Regions from separate parts of the Homo sapiens genome. Here region 2 is linked to region 1. Evidence: chromatin contacts called from ENCODE Hi-C data. All regions are on one chromosome and are shown on one strand. The core of a region is the stretch at or near the end of the contact, and the rest is flanking DNA. Distances in the headings are between cores, read along the strand shown.

What was found. A loop is a pair of places that touch in the nucleus more often than their neighbours do. Pooled maps may share reads with other maps.
Region 2: a loop to region 1 is called in a pooled map, with 2.6 times the contacts of the local background. The contact joins the promoter of GPR78 here to the promoter of SH3TC1 in region 1. A Hi-C loop is called at or near these places in 1 of 168 maps with a recorded cell type or tissue (Calu3) and 1 of 50 pooled maps.

Annotation. Positions count from the first base shown.
Region 1 is chr4:8,197,459-8,200,754 of GRCh38, reverse strand. SH3TC1 (SH3 domain and tetratricopeptide repeats 1) reads right to left here and starts at 1,465. Exons shown (of 18, transcript NM_018986.5): 1 at 1,350-1,465. RefSeq lists enhancers at 119-268, 399-448, 579-628, 1,659-1,778, 2,129-2,228 and a silencer at 1,259-1,448.
Region 2 is chr4:8,578,645-8,581,940 of GRCh38, reverse strand. It overlaps GPR78 (G protein-coupled receptor 78), which reads right to left and starts at 1,549. Exons shown (of 3, transcript NM_080819.5): 1 at 291-1,549. The coding sequence starts at 958. RefSeq lists an enhancer at 728-1,389.

The DNA.
Region 1 (3,296 bases), core at 216-2,715:
CTTCTGAGGGACGCCTTGAGTTCGGAATTCCGACCTCCAGAGCCGCGAGAGAACACGACCGAGAGGGCTGTGTCCTGCGCTCTGGCAGCAGGGGAAACCGGCGCACCCGTGCGCTGCTGGGCCCTGCCTTGCTCTTCTGTGTTGTGCGGCCATCGTCACCCGTGTTGCTGGAAGAGTGAGTGACGTCTCCATGCAAAAAACGCTGGCCCAGCGCCCCACACGGGACACAGTTGTCATCACTGTCAACAACAGTGTTGACAGTCACATAATTATGGCCATCCAGGGTGCTCACAGCATCCTCGGCTCACCTGGAGGAGGGAGGCACAGCTGTGCCCCTTTCACGGATGAGCCATCAGCTGCGGTGACTCTGCCTGCCCAAGGTCACACAGCCAAGCAGCACAGGTGGGGTTGAACCCAGGTGGTCAGAGCCCAGCCCCCACATACCCATCCTAAACCCAGACCTGACTCGGGCCCAGCCTTGCCTCCAGCCACAAGCTCAGCCGCAGCCCCGCTGCCTGGCGCTGGGAGGCCACACCCTGAGTGGCCGGCCCACATGCAGGCTGCCCCTGGCCCTGGCACTGGCCGACACCGCTAACACCCCCCAGCGTCACTTTGCTATTCATCTCATCTGAGCCTCGTCAACGGCAAAAGGTTGGAAACTCCCGCTTCACAGACAGGGCAGGGCTCCCAGGGCTCCTGGGGATCACGCACAGGCCCAGAGGGGGTCTCAGTGGTGTACACACACAGGAGCACACGCCCCGGCACACCTGCAGTTGAAGGCTGGGCCCAGACCCTCCCTGGAATTTTCAGGCTGAAGCCCCTGGTCCAGTTGCTGGTCCATTTGGTTGTTGGAAAAGAGGCCCAGGTGGCGGCATCAGAGTGGCCAGTTATAGCCACTGCGGTGCCGGGTGAGGCTGAGGCGCTGGGCTCGCCCTGGTAGGTCTGGTAGTGTGGCCCAAGCTAACCGGGCGCTGGGGTCACACCTGAGATCCGCTGGACTTGGAATCCAGCGACAGGCTGGCTCTGCTCCCAGACCCCCAGGGCCGCTCATGCCAAGGGCCAGCACGGGGTCAGGCCAGGTCCCAGAAGCAAGGGTGCTTGGTCAAAGCTGAAATCATTGCCCTCAATCACTGCGGATTGGCACTGCCAGCACCTGTGAGCTCTGAGTGGGGTCTGCTGAGGGTGCCGACGACCTCCCCGAGGCCCCCAGCTCGCAGTTTCGCTCCACCCCCATCCCAAACAGGTCAGAAAAGTCCTCAAGAAAGTGTAAAGATCCAACCATGGCAAGACTGGCAGACAGCAGCCTGCTCGGCCAGTCCACGCCCCGCCTGCCCCGGAGCCCCCCATACCTGCGGCGTGTTCCTCAGAGGCAGCTCCCAGGCCCACAGGGCCGTAGCACGCAGGAACCAGGTGGCCGCTCCTGGCCCAGCGCTGGCTGGCCCCACGGGGCTGTCTCCAGCTGGACGGAGCAGGCAGGGGCCGCCCACAGCCAGGCTGACTGCACAGCGGCCTCCGCCCCCTGCTTCCTGCCCTACTTCCTCCCTGCGCCTGAGGGCCGGTGACGGAGAGGCAGGCCCAGGGCGGCTGCACAGACACCGCAGCCGGTTGATCATTAGCTCTTTCCTGGACGAGGTCCAGGCCCTGTCCTGCCTGCCCGCTGCCCAGCCCCCAGGCTCTGTAGTAGAGGCTAGGGGCACCCAGTCCCCCGCCAGGCTGGGATTGGGGAAGTCCACCAGCCACCGGCTGCCTCAGCCCTGCCAGCCTCAGCTCTGATCTCTGTTCCTCTTCCATTTACTGCACACACACACACACGCATGCCTGCACACATACATGCATGCACACACACACGCATGTGCATGCAGACACACATACATATGCATGGGCACACAGAGACTCACAAGCACAAGTGTGTGCACACATGGACAGGCACACGTATGCACACAAACGCTCACGTGCAATTTCTTCCGTCTCTGCCCGGGTGCCCTCCGGGCCACTGGCTCCATCAATGGGAACATTTAGGGGAAGAGATGGGCTCCCCTCCTCCTCACCGCAAGCTCTCCTTGCTAGCCTGGCCTGTCCCAACGGGTCTACCTCTTTACCCTCCCACCGTCTCCAGGCCTGAGCCAGGTTTGAGAGCAGAAACCTTCCCAGCCAGGCAGACCCAAGGCCAAAGCACGTAATCTCGCCCCTGCCTGCTGAGGAAGCCTGGCCTGGGCTCACGTCAGCTGGGACAAGAGGCAGAACTGAACTCAAATTGCCCTGTTGGTCCCGCCTGTCTGCCTGCTCTGATGCCCTTGCCAACACAGGAGTGTGAGCACCCACGTGGTGGGTGTGGGCTGCGGGCTCCGGCCCAGCTCTAGGAAGTGGGAATGGGAGGGATCCCTCCAGCCTGTGCTGTGATAGGTCGGAGCTTTACACACACCTGGTTTGAGAAAACCAAGAATAATCCCTAAGTCAAATAGTTATGTATCCATCTCACAGACAGGAAAACTAAGGCTCAGGGAGGTAATGTGACATGCCCAAGGCCAGTGACCAACAAGAAGATAAGACTGGAACCAGGTCTGACTGGTTCTGAAGGCTTTAGGGCTGGGCTTTTCAACCAAGGCACTACCGACATTTGGGGCCGCATCCTTCTTTGTTGCAGGGCGGGGGGCTGTCCTGTGCACTGGAGGGTTTTAGCTGGTCCCTGGCCTCCACCCACTGGATGCCAGTAGCCCCCTCCTCTAATCATAGCAGCCAAACATAGCTCAGATATTGATCCCCTGGGGGTGAAGTCACCCCAGGCTGAGAACTCCCAGCCCAGGTGAGCTACTCAGGTCAAAGCCCCTCCAGCCCACACCTGCGTCCTTCATCCTCGCCCTCCCGTCCTGTTCACCTTTCTCTAATCACAGGCTCTGCCCAGGGGCTGACGCTTACCTCAAGTCCCTGCATCCTGCACGGTGAGCCCTCAAGTCACACCCTCCCTCCGCCCCACTGAGGCCAGGGCCCGGGATCGGGGGTGCAGCTGCAGATGCCCTAGGCATGCCCCTCGCTGCCCTGAAAAGAACTCGAGGATGGCCCAGGTGAGGCCCAAGCCCCTTAGGGGCCCAGCCTCCAGGCTCCCCGGCCCGGCCTGGCCAGGCCCCACCTTCCATGCCATCAACATGCTCAGTGAGCACACGGTGGGTTGGAGGGTTCAGAGGCACCAAAGGACACTTTGAGAGAATCCCCAGTGGCAGCAATCTGAAAGTCTGACCCACAGGCAGAGGGGCCGCAGCTCCCAGACCAGCTCTTCTTCCCTGCGGGGACACGGCTCC
Region 2 (3,296 bases), core at 300-2,799, 380 kb before region 1:
TCTGGCCGCCCACAGCAGAGCCCGCGGAACCCCTCCCGGAGAAGCACACCCCACAGCTCTGCGCAAAGCTCCCTGTGCACTGAGCACATATCCCAGGAGGCAGAGGCCCCCGCAGTGTCTGCACCAATGAACCAACAGGAAACCCCTGTGAGCAGCGTGCAGGGGCAGTGCTGTGGCTGGTGAACTCTGGGCGGAGTAACGGTGGTGATGCCCACAGGCTCCTCAAGCCAACTGCCCAGGGAGCGCCCAAGTCCCTGGCCTGGGCCTGTCGGCATGCACTGGGCCAATACCTGGGGTGCAGGTCGGCGAGCAGCGCGAGCGCCTTCATGGTGACGGTGTCCATGCGCTGGCAGTGTCTGCGTGCCACCCGGTGCACCTGGAGCGAGGTGAGGCAGAGCACCGCCAGCGGCAGCACGAAGCCCACGGCATGGAGCGTGGCGGTGAAGGCTGCGAAGCGCGGACGCTCAGGCTCGGGCGGCAGGCGCAGCGAACAGGACGCGAAGGCGCTGCTGTAGCCAAGCCACGAGCAGCCAAGTGCAGCGCCTGAGAAGGCCAGCGACTGTCCCCAGGCACAGCCCAGCAGCAGGCCGGCATAGCGCGGTCGCAGGCGTCCGGCGTAGCGCAGTGGGAAGCCCACTGCCAGCCACTGGTCTGCGCTCAGCGCCGCCACGCTCAGCGCCGCGTTGGACGCCAGGAAGGTGTCCAGGAAGCCAATGACTTGGCATGCGCCGGGCGCCGACGGTGTCCGCCCGCGCATCACACCGAGCAGCGTGAAGGGCATGTCCAGCGCCGCCAGCAGCAGGTGGCCCAGAGACAGATTCACCAGGAGGACGCCTGAGGCTCGAGTGCGGAGCTCAGCGCTGTAGGCGCAACAAAGCAGCACCAGTGCGTTGGATAGCAGCGCCACGGCCAGTACCATCACCAGGAGACCCGCCAGCAGCGCCTCGCCGGGGCCCATGGCGCTAGCGGCTCGCCAGGCACCCTGGGGTTCTCATGGCTCTGCTTCGGGCGCGAGCCTGGGAAAGTGAGGCGATGGAGCAGCTGAGCGGCGCGCCCACGGCTTCTGGGAGGTGCAGAGCCGGCTAGCAAGGTCCAGAGCAGCGCGAGGAAAGCGGCGGCAAGTGCAGGGTCCGGGGCACCCGGGGGGAGGGCGTAGCTCTGCGGAGCAGGAGCAGCCCGGGGCCGCCCTGGAGGCAGCGCAACCGCGGTGCTGTCCAGGGTGCTGAATGCGCTCACCGTCCCGGCAGGACTGTCCTGAGGCTGAAGCGAGGCGCAGGGGCGCGGGGCGTAGGGGCGAGGGAGGTCTCTTTCCTAACACTGTATCTTTCCTTCTTCTCTCCTCGTGGCGTGGCAGGATGGGACTCTGCGCGCTTCTGTTCCGGGCCAGGTCAGTCCCTGCCCTGGTCACACCTCCAGCCGAGCCTCCCAGCCCTGGTTCGCGCGCAGCTGACACGCCAGCAAGAGCCACTCAGTGGATCCTAGGCAGCACAGCCCTCGCCACGCCTCTCCCTCCAGGCGCTGGCACCAAACTGGAGCGACCTGGTGGCTTATAGGGGCGGTAGGGGCGGGAATGAATTGGCAAGAAGCTGTGCAGGCGGGGCAGAGGGAGTGACGGGGCGGGGAAGGGGGCGGGGGCTGCCCTCAGGACTTCCTCCCATCCCCCAGCCTCAGCCCAGGAACTGTGACTGCATCGACGTTTGTTGAAGCAAGAAGAGCGACAAGAAGTGGAAACAAGGTTGAGAAAGGCATGGGGGAAGGAAAGAGAAGAAGAAGAAAAAGTGAAGAAAAAGTGAAGAGGAAGTGGGGGGAAGAAGAGGGAAGAGGAGAGAAAAGCAACAGAGGGAGAGACAAAGAAGGGGGCACCTTGGGAGGACCCACCCAGAACTGGGTGCCATACAGAAATGCCTGTCCTTCACCTGGCTCCTGGAGCCCCGCGGTGCGAGGCCTCTCCCACCTCCGCCATCCTCTGTGGTGGCTTCTGAGCCTTCTCACCCAGTGGGAATCTTCTAATCCATTCGTGGCCACTTGGCAGGACAAGGATATGGTGAAGCCTCCTGGAAGCTGCTTCTTCCAGGAAGCTTTTTGGCATTTTCTCCCCAGTGACAGCCACAACATGACAGAAATGAAGGGCAGACGATTGCCCACCCCTCCCCACACCCACCCTCACCTGCAGGCTCTGCCAGCCCTTTCTGAGGGACAAAGGGTGGCTGGTGGTGTGGAGGCTCACCCTGTGGGCCTCTCTCGTGCCGGTGCTGCAAAGTGGCCAAGGGAAAAGCCACAGGTGCACAACTGGCATGCTGGGGCACCCCTGGTTCTGTGCCTTGGGCCTCACATTCTCATCTGTCACATGGGGATATTCATAGCCCCACTTAAACCCCTTGGGCCTCACATTCTCATCTGTCACATGGGGATATTAATAGCCAGCAATAGCATCTGCCTCTGGTGGTTGCTGTTAGGGTTAAATTGGCCAACATGCACAAAATGCTGAGGACATCCCAGCAGGCAGTGAAGGATCAGAACACAGTCAACCTTTATTAGGGGGTCCGTCTTATACCTGGGCAAAGGAAGTTTCATTCAAGTGTCTCTGCCAAGTCCCCATAACTACAAACCAGGAATGCCGAGATTCATACCTCAGTCCTTCTGGCTCTAAGTCCAATGTCCTTGTCATCCAGAGAGGCCATCACACCAGCTCCAAGCCATTGCCATCCATCAAATACAGAGGCTTTCTCTCTCCCCATTTCTCCCTGGCACTCCCACAAACCTGCTTTCAAATTTTCACCAAATTAGACCTTCCCTGAAGCTAGAGCAGCCACGTCAAAGTTTTCCTGACATGTCCAGGAAGAGTGGGCCACTCTGCAGCTTCTGCAGATCAAGCAAGTTTGCAGGTGAATAGCTGGGACAAAGTGATTGTGATAGTGGGGGCTTGAGAGCAGGGGCCTCCCCCAACCCCTCCAAGGCTTCTGAGCGACCATGTGCAGCTCTGGGGAGCGGTGGAGTCATCACGTGGCTTCACAGGGAGACTTTGGTCTAGCCACTCACAGCAGCCTCTGTCACCTCTCAACTACTCCAAAGGGAGACAATTCCACTTGCAGGGGAGCAGAGAGCATCTCTTCTGAGACATGAGCATGGGGAAGCTCCACCAGCCTGTATTATGAAAGGCAGGCCATTTGCTCATCTGCAAGGATGTACTGGACAACTGCATGAATGAGAAAATGTGTGTGGTGAGATCTCTGGACTCTGGTGAGGGCACCTTGATAGGTCTAGATCTGTTCTGTTTGCTGCTCTCCCCAAAGCCC